Regions from separate parts of the Homo sapiens genome. Here region 2 is linked to region 1. The links are chromatin contacts, found by Hi-C or POLR2A ChIA-PET in ENCODE. All regions are on one chromosome and are shown on one strand. The core of a region is the stretch at or near the end of the contact, and the rest is flanking DNA. Distances in the headings are between cores, read along the strand shown.

What was found. A loop is a pair of places that touch in the nucleus more often than their neighbours do. ChIA-PET counts read pairs that join two places held with the same protein, here RNA polymerase II (POLR2A). Pooled maps may share reads with other maps.
Region 2: a map of PC-9 shows a loop between it and region 1 (7-fold over the local background). The contact joins two enhancer-like sites. A Hi-C loop is called at or near these places in 2 of 168 maps with a recorded cell type or tissue (PC-9 and mammary epithelial cell) and 5 of 50 pooled maps. POLR2A ChIA-PET finds 5 or more read pairs at or near these places in 1 of 52 experiments (RWPE1).

What each region holds. Positions count from the first base shown.
Region 1 is chr2:70,339,757-70,346,830 of GRCh38, forward strand. It overlaps the pseudogene BRD7P6. Among named protein-coding and RNA genes, the nearest start is that of FAM136A, 41 kb to the left of the region's middle. Within about 2 kb of position 4,620, at least 3 of the 41 ENCODE cell types and tissues checked have a DNase peak (open chromatin) inside an H3K27ac peak, as active enhancers do; they include PC-9 and mammary epithelial cell, where a contact is called at or near this core.
Region 2 is chr2:70,520,715-70,527,788 of GRCh38, forward strand. All of the region lies in intron 1 of TGFA (transforming growth factor alpha), which reads right to left. Among named protein-coding and RNA genes, the nearest start is that of TGFA, 30 kb to the right of the region's middle. RefSeq lists an enhancer at 3,298-3,914. Within about 2 kb of position 3,822, at least 21 of the 41 ENCODE cell types and tissues checked have a DNase peak (open chromatin) inside an H3K27ac peak, as active enhancers do; they include PC-9 and mammary epithelial cell, where a contact is called at or near this core.

The DNA of each region.
Region 1 (7,074 bases), core at 3,370-5,869:
ACACATGTGCATGCACACACACACACACTCCTCAGAAATACAACCTCTTTTTAAAGAAATGAAGGCATTTCCAGCCTTGCTTTTTACTTTACAGGAGGCCTGGATGAGCTTTCTTGACAATCAGGGCTATTTCCGGTTACATCCGTGGTGCAGTGAAGATGTCTCAGGATTCTGACCAATTAGGTCTTTGGATGAGTTAACTTTTTTTTTTTTTTTTTAAAGACAGGGTCTCCTGTCACCCAGGCTGGAGTGCAGGCCTTTGCATGACAGTTAACCTAAAATTTTTTTTTAAAGAGATGGGGTCTCGCTATGTTGCCCAGGCTGGTCTTGACCTCCTGGCTCAAGTAATCCTCCTTCCATGTTCTCCCAAAGCACTGGGATTATGGGCGTGAGCCACCATGCCCAGCCCTAAGTTTCAATACTCATACAATCCTCCCTATGACTCAGTAGATCTCAAACTTTAGTGCGTTTATAATTCCTTTGGGGGGCTGGGTTAAGATACAGAGTCTTGGGCCCCCTGCCTTACGTTTGAACTGTGGCCAAGGGATCTGTGTTTTTACAAGCCCCCATGTGATGCTGATGCAGGAGTTTTATGGAGAAACATACCATCAAACTGTCTCAGAAATTCCATTAATTACTGAGAGGATCAAGGCACCAAGTATTATAGTAAAAGTATCCAAGAACCATCTAGAACACCGCTTTTCTAGGAGTTGCCTCCCTTCTTGTTCTCACAAGCAGAAGGCATTTCTGTTCCTCTGCTTTAGATGACAAAGCTAAATGGGTGCACCTGTAACTTGCTTATAAGGTACTATAATTTCCAGCCTCTTTGACTCACTGAGATGATCCTAGTGGAGTTTGGTTTTTGTAGTTTCTGGAATTGCAACAATAATCTAGCTTCTTAAAACTTTAAAAACTTTACATGATGCACAGAAACAAATACATTTTATTACTTGATCCAGTATACACATATGCAAACACACACATTTATTGAAAAAAGTTTCTCCACAAAACTTTTGTTATTACATTTTCCATTCTATTCTGTTCTCTACCAGTTAATTCTTAAAAATCAATGCTGGTCATGACACACTTGAATGATTTCATGACCCACTGATCTAGTTATCTATTGCTGCATAACAAATCATTCCAACATGATGACCTAAAGCAACAGTAATTATTTCAGTATCTTTCATGGTTTCTTTGGGGCAGCAATTTGGGAAGGGCTCAGTAGGGCCGTTCTGATTTAGGTGTCTCATGTGACTGTGGTCAGTAGCTGGGGCTGGAAGTGACAGACTGAATTAGCTATCTCTCTCTCCAGGTAGCATCCCCGTGTGGTCTCAGTGTGGGCTTCCTTGTGCATGGCAGCCTCAGGGCAGTTGAACTGATTAAGGTGCCTCAGAGCTCCAAGTGGAAGTCATATAGCATCATTTTCTCCAGAATCACAAGCCCACTCCAATGCAGCGAAGGGAACATAGACTCTACTTCATAATGGGTGGAGTGTCAAAGTCCCATTGTAAGAACAGCAGGTGGGATGGGACATACGAGTCACCTTTGGAAAATGAATTAGCCACATCGAGAGCACCACTGCAATTTGAAAAGTACTCCTCTAGAGGGCACTGTTGTCATGTGACGCTGGATCCATTTGACTGGGGAATGGGGTGGAGTGATGGGAAGTGTGTTGGGGAGACAGAATAAGGAATTTGGGTGTTGGCAAAGGGGCGGCTTATCCTTTTTGAATTGATCATTCCTTCTGTTGCATAGAACTTGTGATGGCAGTGATGGGGGGGTGTGGCCATGTGGATGTCCTAAGGGAGGGGAACCCAGCAAAGGAGAAGGGGGGCTAGTGACCAGCTTGCAGGGCTTTAAGCCTCTGTGCATTCTCCCCAGTGCCTAGCAGAAGTCCTTGCCCATGGATCAATTTGACAGCTAAGAATAAAGTGTCCATGGGTCACCAGGCAGAAGTCTGAGCTTTGGGAAGGATAGCACCAAGCCTAGCACCCTCACAGTACCCACAATTTCCACCAAAGCATGGCTGGCTCCATACTTCTGGTGCTTGGGTGCTGGCAATGATGACTTGGAAGACTGATGCAGATGTATGAGTGGATGTGATTGTCCAGGAAGAGTGATAAATAAGGAGAAAGGGGCCAAGGAAAGAAAACTGGGGCTTCCACATTTAAAGAGAAAAAGAGGTGGCAGAGGAGGCTGGGAAGGCACGGTCAGAGATGCAGGAGCAAACCCAGTGAGATGGTGGCATGGGCTGGGATGGTTTCTAGGAGGCAGTGGCCCTCAGGGTCAAGTGCAGCTGCAAAATCAAGAAAAAAGGGAACCATCAGATGTGGCAATGAGGAGGTCCCTGGTGACTTTTATGATGCCATTTGCAGGAAACCAGGTAGGCAGGGCATTTAGGGAGTGCAGTAGAGATGGGAGGGAGGAGTGAAGGGCTATAACTTGAGAAGAGGGAAGGGTCATGAGGTTTTTGTTTTTTAAATCTTGGGTGAGACTAAGCTGGCACATAGGCAAGGGAAAGGAGATGGAATGAGAAACCAAAGACTAAAAGGGAATAACTGGGCTGGGCGTGGTGGCTCATGCCTGTAATCCCAGTACTTCAGGAGGCCAAAGCCGGCGGATCACTTGAGACCAGGAGTTTGAGACCAGCCTGGCCAACATGGCGAAAGCCCATCTCTACTAAACATACAAAAATTAGCTGGGTGTGGTGGCGCATGCCTGTAATCCCAGCTACTCGGAAGCTGAGGCATGACAATTGCTTGAACACAGGAGGCTGAATTGCTTGAATACAGGAGATCGCACCACTACACTCCAGCCTGGGAGACAGAGTGAGACTCCGTCTCAAAAAAAAAAAAAAAAAAAAAAAAGCGAACAAAAAAAGAGGAATAACTGATACGGCCTGGTGTGAGGCATGGGGTCCAGCATCCAGATGGAGGGGTCAGCCTTAGAGGGGTAAGGTGGGTGTTCCTTCTGAGAGAGATGGGAACTAATAAAACCAGGAAGAGATGAAGATTTAGGGAGAGGGGGTGGTCTGCTGAGCTAGTTCAAGTGAGCAGTGAGGATTGGGTAGATGGCTTGAGAAGAGTTTGTTAGAGATGAGTGAAAAGCCTGTTTAGCATCAACTCACACATATCTAGTACCTACTCTGTGTCACATGTTTTCACAAAAATGATTTTATCCTTACAACAGTATGTGAAACAGAAAACATCCTTATTTGCAGGCTCCAACCTCTTCCTTGTTGAGTGAGTTCCTTGCTTACCTGAGCATAAGAATGTGCTTGTGAGGAAAAGGAAGGTAAGGAATCCAGGTCAGTCCTGAAGCTCAGAGCAGCCTGGCATCGCCTAGCCCAGGGACCCTTGATGAGGCTGGTTGCCTACTTGAAACAAGGGAAAGCAACCATGATTCTGTTTTGAGTCTGGGAAGAGGGGCTAGCATGGGGGAATGGGTCCCTCAGACCTTTGCCCAAGGTCTAGTCAAAGGGAGGAGGGGGAGGTGGTGAACTCTGCCTTCAGGAATACACGTGGAGTGGGGTGCAGTGCAAATAGCAGGGCCCTACCATCCATGTCTTTCTAGCTTTGCACCCCTGGACAAGCCACTTTGTATAAGCCTTTGTTTCTTCATCTGCAAAAAGGGGATAATTCTATTAAATTTGTATATCTGTGGAATGCAAAGTACCTGGAAATCCTAGACACCCAATACCTGCTGTTATTATTTTTTTGAGGTGGAGTCTTACTCTGTTGCCCAGGCTGGAGTGCAGTGGCACAATCTCGGCTCACTGCAACCTCTGCCTCCTGGGTTCAAGTGATTCTCCTGCCTCAGCCTCCTGAGTAGCTGGGATTACAGGTGCGTGCCACCACACCCATCTAATTTTTAATATTTTTGGTAGAGATGGGGTTTCACCATGTTGGCCAGGCTGGTTTTGAACTCAAGTGATCCACTCGCCTCAGCTTCCCAAAGTGCTAGGATTACAGGCATGAGACACCACGCCTGGCCCCTCCTATTATTATTATCATCATCATCATTTCATTTACTATCTCAGAGAAAGTCAGGAACTCCTGACTCAAGATCAGGACTTTAAGAATGTGGTAAGATTTTGGAATCTTTGTAACTAACACAGACCCATTTTATCACTTTTTATGTCCCCTATGACCTTATAGTAATTAGCAGTCAAATCCTTAAAACTGAGATGCCTGGGTACTTTATTTTTTGAGAAGTAACAGAAAAAGGGAGCCGGGAAGACTGTCTTACTTCACTGCTTGGACTGGAGTGAGGAGAATCCAGAAGTCAGAGTGGCTGCAGCTGAGATGGAGAAGAACTTGCTGCTTAGAGGAAGGGGACTGTAAGTAGCCAAGATGGGTCTTGGGGTACAGCTGAAAGGAAGGCATTTGGAGGGACCTGGGTGATGCCAGCCACAGCCAAATCATTTCCAGAGGGAGGGCTTCCTTGCCACTTCCCTCCAATGTGCCACTTCTACTGCCTAGAGCCTGGATGACCACGGGGTCCTGTGCCTCCTTGTCTCTCTGTGCTCATCTTGCCTGTGTCACTCATCAGTCAGAAGTGCCTTCAGGGTGGGGACAGGAACTTGTTCACTGTTGAATCTCCAGTGCTTACTGCTCAGTGCCTTCCCTGTGGCCAATCCTCTGTAGATGTGATTCATTGACTGCCTGCATGTCTGAATGAGTGAATAAATGAATGAATGACTAATCATTGAATAACAGAATAAAGCAAATTCAAGAACCTTGTCTCAGCCTGTTTTGAGTCTATTGAAGTGTTGCCCAAGTGTCAGTTAGGGTCACCTAATTCCTTAAGAATTAGATAAACTTCCTTTGAGCCATCTATTTCACAAATGGGAAATCCAGAGGTCTCCCTAACATTTCTGTGGGTTCTTAGGGCTGTGGGCTAGGGTGTGGATGGAGAAATAGTGGGAGAGAGGCTTATGGTTTCCACTGGTTCTAAACTTCTGCTTCCTCAGTTTAAAGACTGTCTCCATCCAACTCTGCCTTCTCCTATGTGTGCAGTACAATCTCTTCCTTTTTCCACATGATCCACACTCCCGCCAAACAAGGCAAGTTGTGTGTGGATCAGACTTCACTGTGGTACTAGGGGTTGGGGCAGAGGAGGAGTTTACATCATGACAACGCAGCAGTTCCAAATTAAATGTATTCTTACAATCCTTTGACATCCCACCACTAGAGATGTCTTGTTGGTTGTTTTATTACAGTGGACTCCAATCTTAAGCCATCTTATGATCTTCTCTTTACTTGTTTGCCCTCCTCTTTTTCTTCTTCTCATCGCTTCCACTCCAGGTTGCTTTCAGGACCTTCAAAATCTCTTTGTATTTTAAAGACCAATTTACCCCACCAAGAGCATCCCTGATAATAAAATAACTAACAACTGCAGAGTACTTACAGCCTTTTTTTTTTTTTTTTTTTTTTTTTGAGACAGAGTTTCGATCTTGTTGCCCAGGCTGGAGTACAATGGCATGATCTCGGCTCACCGCAACCTCCGCCTCCAAGGTTCAAGTGATTCTCCGCCTCAGCCTCCCGAGTAGTTGGGATTACAGGCATGCACCACCATGCCCGGCTAATTTTTTGTATTTTTAGTAGAGACAGGGCTTCTGCATGTTGGTCAGGCTGGTTTTGAACTCCCAACCTCAGGTGATCTGCCCACCTTGGCCTCCCAAAGTGCTGGGATTACAGACGTGAGCCACCATGCCCGGCCCCTTGATAGCTCTTAATACATATGCATAGAGATGTACAAGTGTATGTGTGCACGTGGGTGGTGGTGTGAGAGAGGTTTAGGTGGCATCCTTCATCTGGCCCAGGACCACCAAGGTAAGATCCAACCCAGCTCTCCCTTGTCTTCCTGCTATGGGGGCAATGAACAGGAGCCTGCAGGTCCCCTGGCTGTAAGAAGTACCCAACTCTAGGGCCAAGGAATGAGAGTAAGAAGCAGAGGGCCACTCTGTGATTTCTCCTTTGCTTCACCAATGGGCCTCTGCTTTAAGTGCAAAAGCGGTTAAAGGTGCTTGAGGCTTAATGTGTCTCATTAAGGGCTTGGGCTGGCGATGGCTGCCTCTCTCTGCTGAAGGCTGTGACTCCCTTTAAACAGCTCGCTCCCATGGCCATGGGTCTCTCTGTGTGTCCACTCCCTCCCTTGCCCCTCAGGTCTAGAGATAGCAACAGCTCCCCACTGTTGCTAGTTTCAGGATAAATCACAGGATTGTTGCCCTTAATCTGGTTCCCACCATGCGACTGATCTCTTTATTAAACTCTCTTCAATCATGCTAAGTGTGTCCTCATTTCAGTTCAGACTCTTCCTTTGAGTCCTTTGTGCCCTAGTCCTAGTTTTAAGAGTCTTGGCTACCTGTAGGAGACCTTAAGGGTCCCTCAGGTGTTGCTGGGTTCTCTAAGAACTCCTTAGAGACCTGTTTGAGACAAGGTCTTGCTCTCTTGCTCAGAGTGGAGTGAAGTGGCACAATCACATCTCACTGCAGCCTCGGTCTCCTGGGCTCAAGCAATCCTTCCACCTCAGCCTACCGCGCAGCTGGGACCACGCCTGGCTAATTTTTAATTTTTGTAGAGACGGGGTCTCACTATGTTACCAGGCTGGTCTCCAACTCCTGAGCTCAAGCGATTCTCTCACCTCTGCTTTCCAAAGTGCTGAGATTACAGGTGTGGGCCACCGTGCCTAGCCTAGGTTTTGTAAGCAATTATGCAACCTTCACCCTTTCCCCCTAGAGGCTCTAAAACTCTGCCATTAGAGAGTCCTTCTCAAGCAAACCAGGGATATGCTCTGGTATGAAAAGGTGGTGGGTTTTCCAGTTTGTTCTGAGGGCCCAAGCCCCTTTAGAACAAGAATCAAAACAATGCCTGGGACCTGCCCTGTTATCCAACCCTATGCTCTCTCTTCCTGGTGGAGGCTCCAGAATTTCTGGATCACTGGATTTAGGGGATGCAATCCAGCTGGAAGAGAGTGGAACAGAGTTAGGGAACTTGTCTTGAAGCTGCAATTGCAGGGTTTTGCACCGAGTGTTTTAGGAGGTGGCTTGTGTGGGGTGGTGGTGAGGGG
Region 2 (7,074 bases), core at 2,572-5,071, 180 kb after region 1:
TTGAAGTTATCACTACAGCCCACCAAGGCACCGGACCGACCCTATATTCCCATAGATGCTTCCCCTGCTTCCATGCCCAAACACTATCTCCAACCTCCACCACTCTCCACAAGGCCTGTACCCCAGATCATGTGTTCAAAATTGAACTCATGTCTTCCACCTCTTCCTTGGTTCTGGGCGGGACTGATAACTAGGCAGTCATTGTCAGCCCTTCCCTCTCCTTCACCCAGTATCCAAGCCAAGCCCTCCTACACACCCAGCCTCCACACCGTCCATCCTATCCATCCCCCTGCATCCCTGCTGTTACTGCCCCAATTCAGGCCCTATCATCTCTCCCTGTGCTATCAAAATAGTTGTTAGACTGGTTTTCTTGCCAACAGCTTAAAAAAAAAAATCTTTGCTCCTACTACTAGACTGACCTTGCTGAATGAAATCACTCCTATCCTCTAAGCTCTCCATGGGCTCTGTACCACTCACAGAACCCAGCGCAGAGACAGAACCCAGCCCCAAGTCCTGAGTAGAGATTTAGCATGCATAACCTGATCCTAGACCTCGTTTCCACCTAAACTCCACCCATTCCCTCCTGTCAGGTCCTCTGACCCCAGCTGCCCAGCACTGCCCCTTTTCCCTGCACAAAAATTGGCACTCCCAACTTGGTGCCTTGGGTTCATGCTACTAGGATCCTCACCCAACTTCTTATGGCTGCTGACTTTAGTTTAGTTGCCTGAGCCTCAGTTTCCTTCACTGTAAAAGCAGATAAAGATATCCAACTCTTGCACAGGGTTGTTTAGAGATTAAACGAGAGACACATGAGAAAAATGTGGTATATTGAGTGACACACAATAAACATGCAACAAATGGTAGCTGCTACTATTGATAGTTTTTTTTGTTGTTGTTTGTTTGTTTTTTTTTTTTTTTTTTTTTGAGTCTCGCTCTGTCTCCTAGGCTGGAGTGCAGTGGCACGATCTTGGCTCACTGCAACCTCTGCCTTCCGAATTCAAGCGATTCTTCTGCCTCCGCCTCCCGAGTAGCTGGGACCACAGGCACGCGCCACCATGCCTGGCTAATTTTTGTAGTTTTAGTAGAGACGGGGTTTCACCATATTGGCCAGGCTGGTCTTGAACTCCTGACTTCATGATTCACCTGCCTTGGCCTCCCAAAGTGCTGGGATTACAGGCGCAGGCCACCGTACCGAACCTATTGACAGTTTTCATTCACATCATGCTGATCTCTCAAGTCGGCATATCCCATCCTCTACCCATGGGAATCAAATTGGCCTCTCAAAGCCTTGCTCAAATGTCAGAAATAATCATTTCTTCCTCAGAGGAATCCTTACTTTATTCTGCCTTGCAGTTCAGAAGTTTTTACATCTTACCTGTCTCTCCTCTCTAGTGCGGTCAGGAGCTGTGGCTAAATCATCTCTATCCTTACACCTGGCCTAACGCACCTACATAGGATTTTAATACATTTATGTTGAACTGAATTTCTCTAAGAGGTCACCAGCTTGAAAACAGAGTTAAAGTCTCATCAAAGACTTGGACTAGGGGCTGGGTAGTGAGTAGTGAGGGTGTACAGATGGGGAATGGGAAAACCTGCAGATCCTCGGGAATTCCTTTACTTCTAGTCTAGATCCCTGCCGCTACAGCTCTAGGTCTTGGTTCTTACTCTAATTTCAGTGGAGATGAGGAGCACTTGAATTTTTATTTCCAACTTTTATTTTTTATTTATTTACTTTTTTATGATGGAGTCTTACTCTGTTGCCCAGGCTGGAGTACAGTGGCATGATCTCAGCTCACTGCAACCTCCACCTCCCAGGTTCAAGCAATTCTCCTGCCTCAGCCTCCTGAATAGCTGGGATACAGGTGTGTGTCATCACACCCGGCTAATTTTTTATATTTTTGGTACAGACGAGGTTTCACCATGTTGGCCAGGCTGGTCTTAAACTCCCGACCTTAAGTGATCCACCTGCCTCGACCTCCCAAAGTGCTGGGATCACAGCCAACTTTTATTTTAAGTTCAGGGGTACACGTGCAGGATGTGCAGGTTTGTTACTTAAGTAGACGTGGGCCATGGTGGTTTGCTGCACAGAGCACTTGAATCCTGACATTCATTCATTCAACAAGTGCTCACTGAGCACCTGCTGCACCATTAGCGGGACATTGTCTAGGTGCTGGGCAGAGAGCAATGAATGAAAAGTCCCTTCCTATGAGAAAGGATCCTTCCAATTCTCAAAAGCCATTGAACTCCATTATAAATAGCTGTACCATTGTTCAGTTGGGTGGTAAGTTAAATCTGTGTTTTTCTATTTAAATGATATTAAATATTCCCACTACAATATTGAAAAATCCATGAGGAATGAAGGAACTGTCATCCTTATCCAAAGCCCGGATTTAAGTCTGCTGAAGTGGCCTGTCAAGTGGATCCTGCATTGTTTGGTCACCCGATGAGATGACCCCTGAAATATTTTATTTTCCTACCCTTAACTCATTTTGTTGGCTTTTCCTGAAACTTTTATAAGAACACAAAGACTTCCATCCAGTGACCCCAAAGAGGCCTGGCCATATCCCAAGGAGGCTAAGACAGAGGAGTGAACGCTCATTGTGAACGTTCGTTGTGAATGTTGTGTCCCAGGGCTCTTCAAGCAAAGGCAAGACTTGCCACAAGGAGTTTACAATCCAGATGATTGAAGCAAACACACTCACTGGTGTTCCTGTATCTCTGATGCTCCCTATTACAGCCCTTTCTTCCACCCAAATGTTTCTACCTAGTCCGGGTCTCTTACAAACACTAACTCCTTCTCTTCTGCGTAGAAAAGCCTCCTTACTGCCTGACGTCATTTCTACCAGCCTTCCAGGTCGAGCTCAATCCCCAAGTCCTCCACGATGCCCCCTGACCACTCTGGCAGGCAGAGCTCCCTGCCTGCACCTCCTAATACCCACCAGCACTGGGCTGGGTATAAGATCAGGTCACTCACATGGACTAGTATCTCCTGTCCCTCCTTCTCTCAGCCCAGACCTCATTTCCCACCATTACTGATTTAGGAGAGCTGGTTACTATCTTTCCCTACTTCAAGAGACAAATGAGAATATTGGCAAACTGCTTTGAACTCTTTAGAGTCAATGCCACTAACAAGTGCCCAGAACTGACACCACAGAAGTAACCTAGTTGTTACATAACCCTTTGCAGCTATGTTAACAGAGAAGTAACATAGCTGCAAAAGGAGGTGAAATGCTTTTCCTGACATCTGGAGAAGCATGCAAAAAATAAACAACTAAATAAAAAAGGCACAGAGACCCTTGGAGGAGGAGCCAGTTGCTTCCTGTTGAGACACTTTTGTTTCTAAGGCCCGGCCACTGTGATGCAACAACTCACACTGCCACACAGACATCTTCCTGTATTCTCCCCAACATGTTACCCACTTCAAAGCCTTATAGAATAAGGCTGCCCACTGATCTGGTGGTCCGAGAGAACCCTCTCTCATAAAGCAAAGCAAATAGCAGATAGGTAAAACATCTTTATCCAACAGTGTTAACCAGGATGCAGCACGCATCTGGCTAGAGGTGAGGAAGGCCCTGTGCTTGCTCTCACCTGTGCAGATCTATGCCACACCCTTTTGTGCCAGGAGGAAGCAATTGTCTCTTCCGAAGAGTTTAAGCCTTATCAAAGACTTAGACCAGGGGCTGGGTACTGAGTCAACCTTCCTCTTCCCCAGGCCTGCTCACGCACTGGCTGGCTGAGGGCCCCCATCCAAATTCCTGGAATTTCAAGGCAACAGGGCGAGTATCGCCGAGCCCTCTCGGGCTGGCTGGAGTTCCCCAGCTGCTGAATCACCAACAGGCTCTACCAGGGCCGAGTTCTGAGGTTGCAGAGAAGCCGTGCCAAGCTGAGGCACTCTGAAAACCTGTTCCAGCTGACTGGCACTGTGACACGAGGCCTTGAGGTGTCTCTGGAAAGGGTTACACTTGATTTTCCCAGAGTCCAGGAGGGAGGAAGAAGGGGATGGCGGCAGTGGGCTAGGGACAAAGCTGGGGATAAAGTGGCAGATGCTATAGCTATCCACAGGGCCCTGGGCCCTTTGCATTGTGAACCAGCTGAGCAGAGGGCACCTGGCTGACAAGAAGTACAGGAACCAAACACCACCTCTGGAAGGATCCATGGGGAGGTTATAAGTCCCTCCCTATCCGTGAAGGCCCATTGGCCCCATCTCAACTTCCCTGGCCTGTGATGTCTCAGAATTACCATCCTCTGGGCCCAGGTGAGCAGTGGTTCTGCTGGTGTGCACCTCGGGCCAGCAAAGTTAGACTCTTGGTGGCTGAAATCAAACCAAGCCCATCCCCTCAGCTCAGTCAAAGCCATGTGTGGGCATCATTCACACAAGTGGCTTGAAAGTAGGGTATGAGCAGGGAGGAGGTAAAAACAAGCAATCCTTGAACTCTGTCCCATTTCCTCCATGTGAATAGCTTGGTGATGACAAACTCATCCCTGCACCCTGGTGCACAACACCCTGGACACCCCGGAACCACCCTGCAGAAGGCATTGTGAGGCTTTGGGTTTGGGCCAATACAAATACCAGTGTGACTTGGCAGAATCTCAGATCAATGCAGCATCAGCCTGGAAGTAGGGGATGGGGGAAGGGGACAATGCTGCCCCATTGCTAATCCCCACTGTCCACCTTGGGGGCTGGCCACAGGACACCCCTTAGGCATGCTCACTTGAGTTGATAAGGGTGGCTGATTAAGAAGCAAGTTCAATCAAGAAGGAAACAAATCCCCAGAACTACAGGTTTTCAAGAGTTAAGGGGTAAATACACTTACTTCTTGCAGCTCCACATTTCTCAACCCACATCACACTGCAAACTGGCAGAATCTCTAAGTTCTCCTCCTTGGGCCCCAGAAGCAAGGGGCAGGAGGAGGGAGAAGAGGCTAGTAGGGGAGAAAGGCCTGGGCAACAAGTGCAGGCTCCAGGTGCTGAAGAGGAGGAGTGGACGGGGTGGTACTCAGATTTACTCCCTTTCACTGGGAGACCTTGACCAGACCACCCGCTAGCCCAGGGGTTCTTACTGCTGGTAGCAGATGCCCCTTAGGGAGCATCTGAGAACCTGTGGTGGGAGGTGCTTTCTGACTGTCACAAGGACTAGGGGGCACTACTGGTACTTAATGGTGGGGCCGCGGATGCTAAGTTTCTGATTTCTGTAATGCACAGAACCTTGTCTTGCTTAACATATTGACAGTGCACTCTGTTGAGAAATTCTGGGCCCCAACAGAGAAAGTCTCTTCAACTGCAGGTCATTTAGTTTCCAACTGTATATGGGCAGATGTACCCAAAACTCAGGGGAAATGCAACAAGCTTGTAGTCACATGAGCAGACAGGGCCACTCATTAGAGCCTTGAAAATGGTCACAGAAGGACCATGGTGATCCAACCTGCCCCATTTACCTGGAATGCTTTTTCCTGTCAGCTCTTCCCTCTATTCTCCAGGTCATCAGCCTGTGCCTGTCTTGTCTGTCTCTTTGTATTAACCCAAAGCATTCAGGTTACACAACATGAAGCCTATTTATAAAGTAACAAGACTGACAAGTCACAAAACCCACTCCAGGTGTTTTATAGTGGTGGGGTTCCAATGAGACTCGGAAGCCCCAAGAGGGAAGAAACACACGGGGATGATGCATTTGACTTTCTTTTGGTCCACTGCCAGATTTTAAGGCCCCTAATGTATCTCCCTCAGGTCAATACATGTTCTTACCAGCCACGTGTAGCAAAGCTGTTCAGTTAATGCCCCAAATGCACTTAGTTGTATGGGCAGAATCTCATTTATTGACTCGAGACAAACCAGTAAGGAACAAGGCATGCCAACCCCAGAGCTGTGGGGCAGAGAGCATCATGTATCTTTTAGCAGTGTCAATTTAAGACATTTTAAAGGAAAACAAAAATCCCGGAGAAAATGCAATAGCTCTGCTATGGGAAAATGGGAGTGGGATCTCCCCTACCAACCCTGCTCTAGTCCATTTTCCCCTTTAACTTTTGCTGGGGAAAGGGTGGTGATGAGAAGCAAAAAGGAGGGAGAGGGAAAAGAGGAAGTTTTCTGCTAGGATGGTTTAGTTCTAGCAAGAACAGAGACCAGCAGGAAGACTACAGAAAGAAGAATGAAGGTGGCAGCATTTCACCTTTAAGTCCCATGTAAGAGTGCAGTGAGAAAAGGGTTTCAGGTTACTAACAGTTAGTGTATTTCTGAAGTATTTTCTGGAAAAATTAGACTCATCTAAATGAAAGTGGTTCAGGAGTCAAAACCAATTGATAAAGTGGTCCAGACACTTTAGAAGACAGTTTTTCAGTTTCTTACAAAATCAAACACACCCTTATACAATCCAGCAATAGTGCTCCTTGGTATTTACCCAAATTAGTTGAAAACTTATCTTCAAAGAAAAATCTGCATATAGATGCTTACAGTAGCTTTAATCATAACTGTGAAAACTTGGAAGCAACCAAAATATTCTTCAGTAGGTAAATGGATAAACAAATTGTGGTACATTCATACAATGGGATATTATACAGCAATGAAAATAAATAAGCATCAAGTCACATAGAGAAAGCTTAAATACATATTACTGCATGAAAGACGCCAGTCTGAAAAGGCTGTATATTGTATGATTCTAACTATATGACAGTCTGAAAAAGGCAAAACTGTAGAGATTGTAAAAAGATCAGTAGTTGCCAGGGGCTTGGGAGAGGGGAGAAAGGGATGAACAGGTGTAGCACAGGCAATTTTTAGGTCAGTGAAATGACTCTGTACAATACTATAATGGTGGGTATGTGTCATTATAAATCTGTCCAAACACATAGAATGTACAACTACAAGAGTGAGCCCTAATGTAAACGAGGGACTTTAGTTTATATCTAACTTTAGTTAACTAATATTAACTTTAGTTAATAATGTACCAAAATTGACTCATCAATTGTAACAAACATATCACACCAATGCAGGATGTTAATAACAGGTGAAACTATGCAGTGGGGTAAAGCTCTCTGTGCTTTCTGCTCAATTTTTCTGTAAATCTAAAGCTACTCTAAAAAAGTA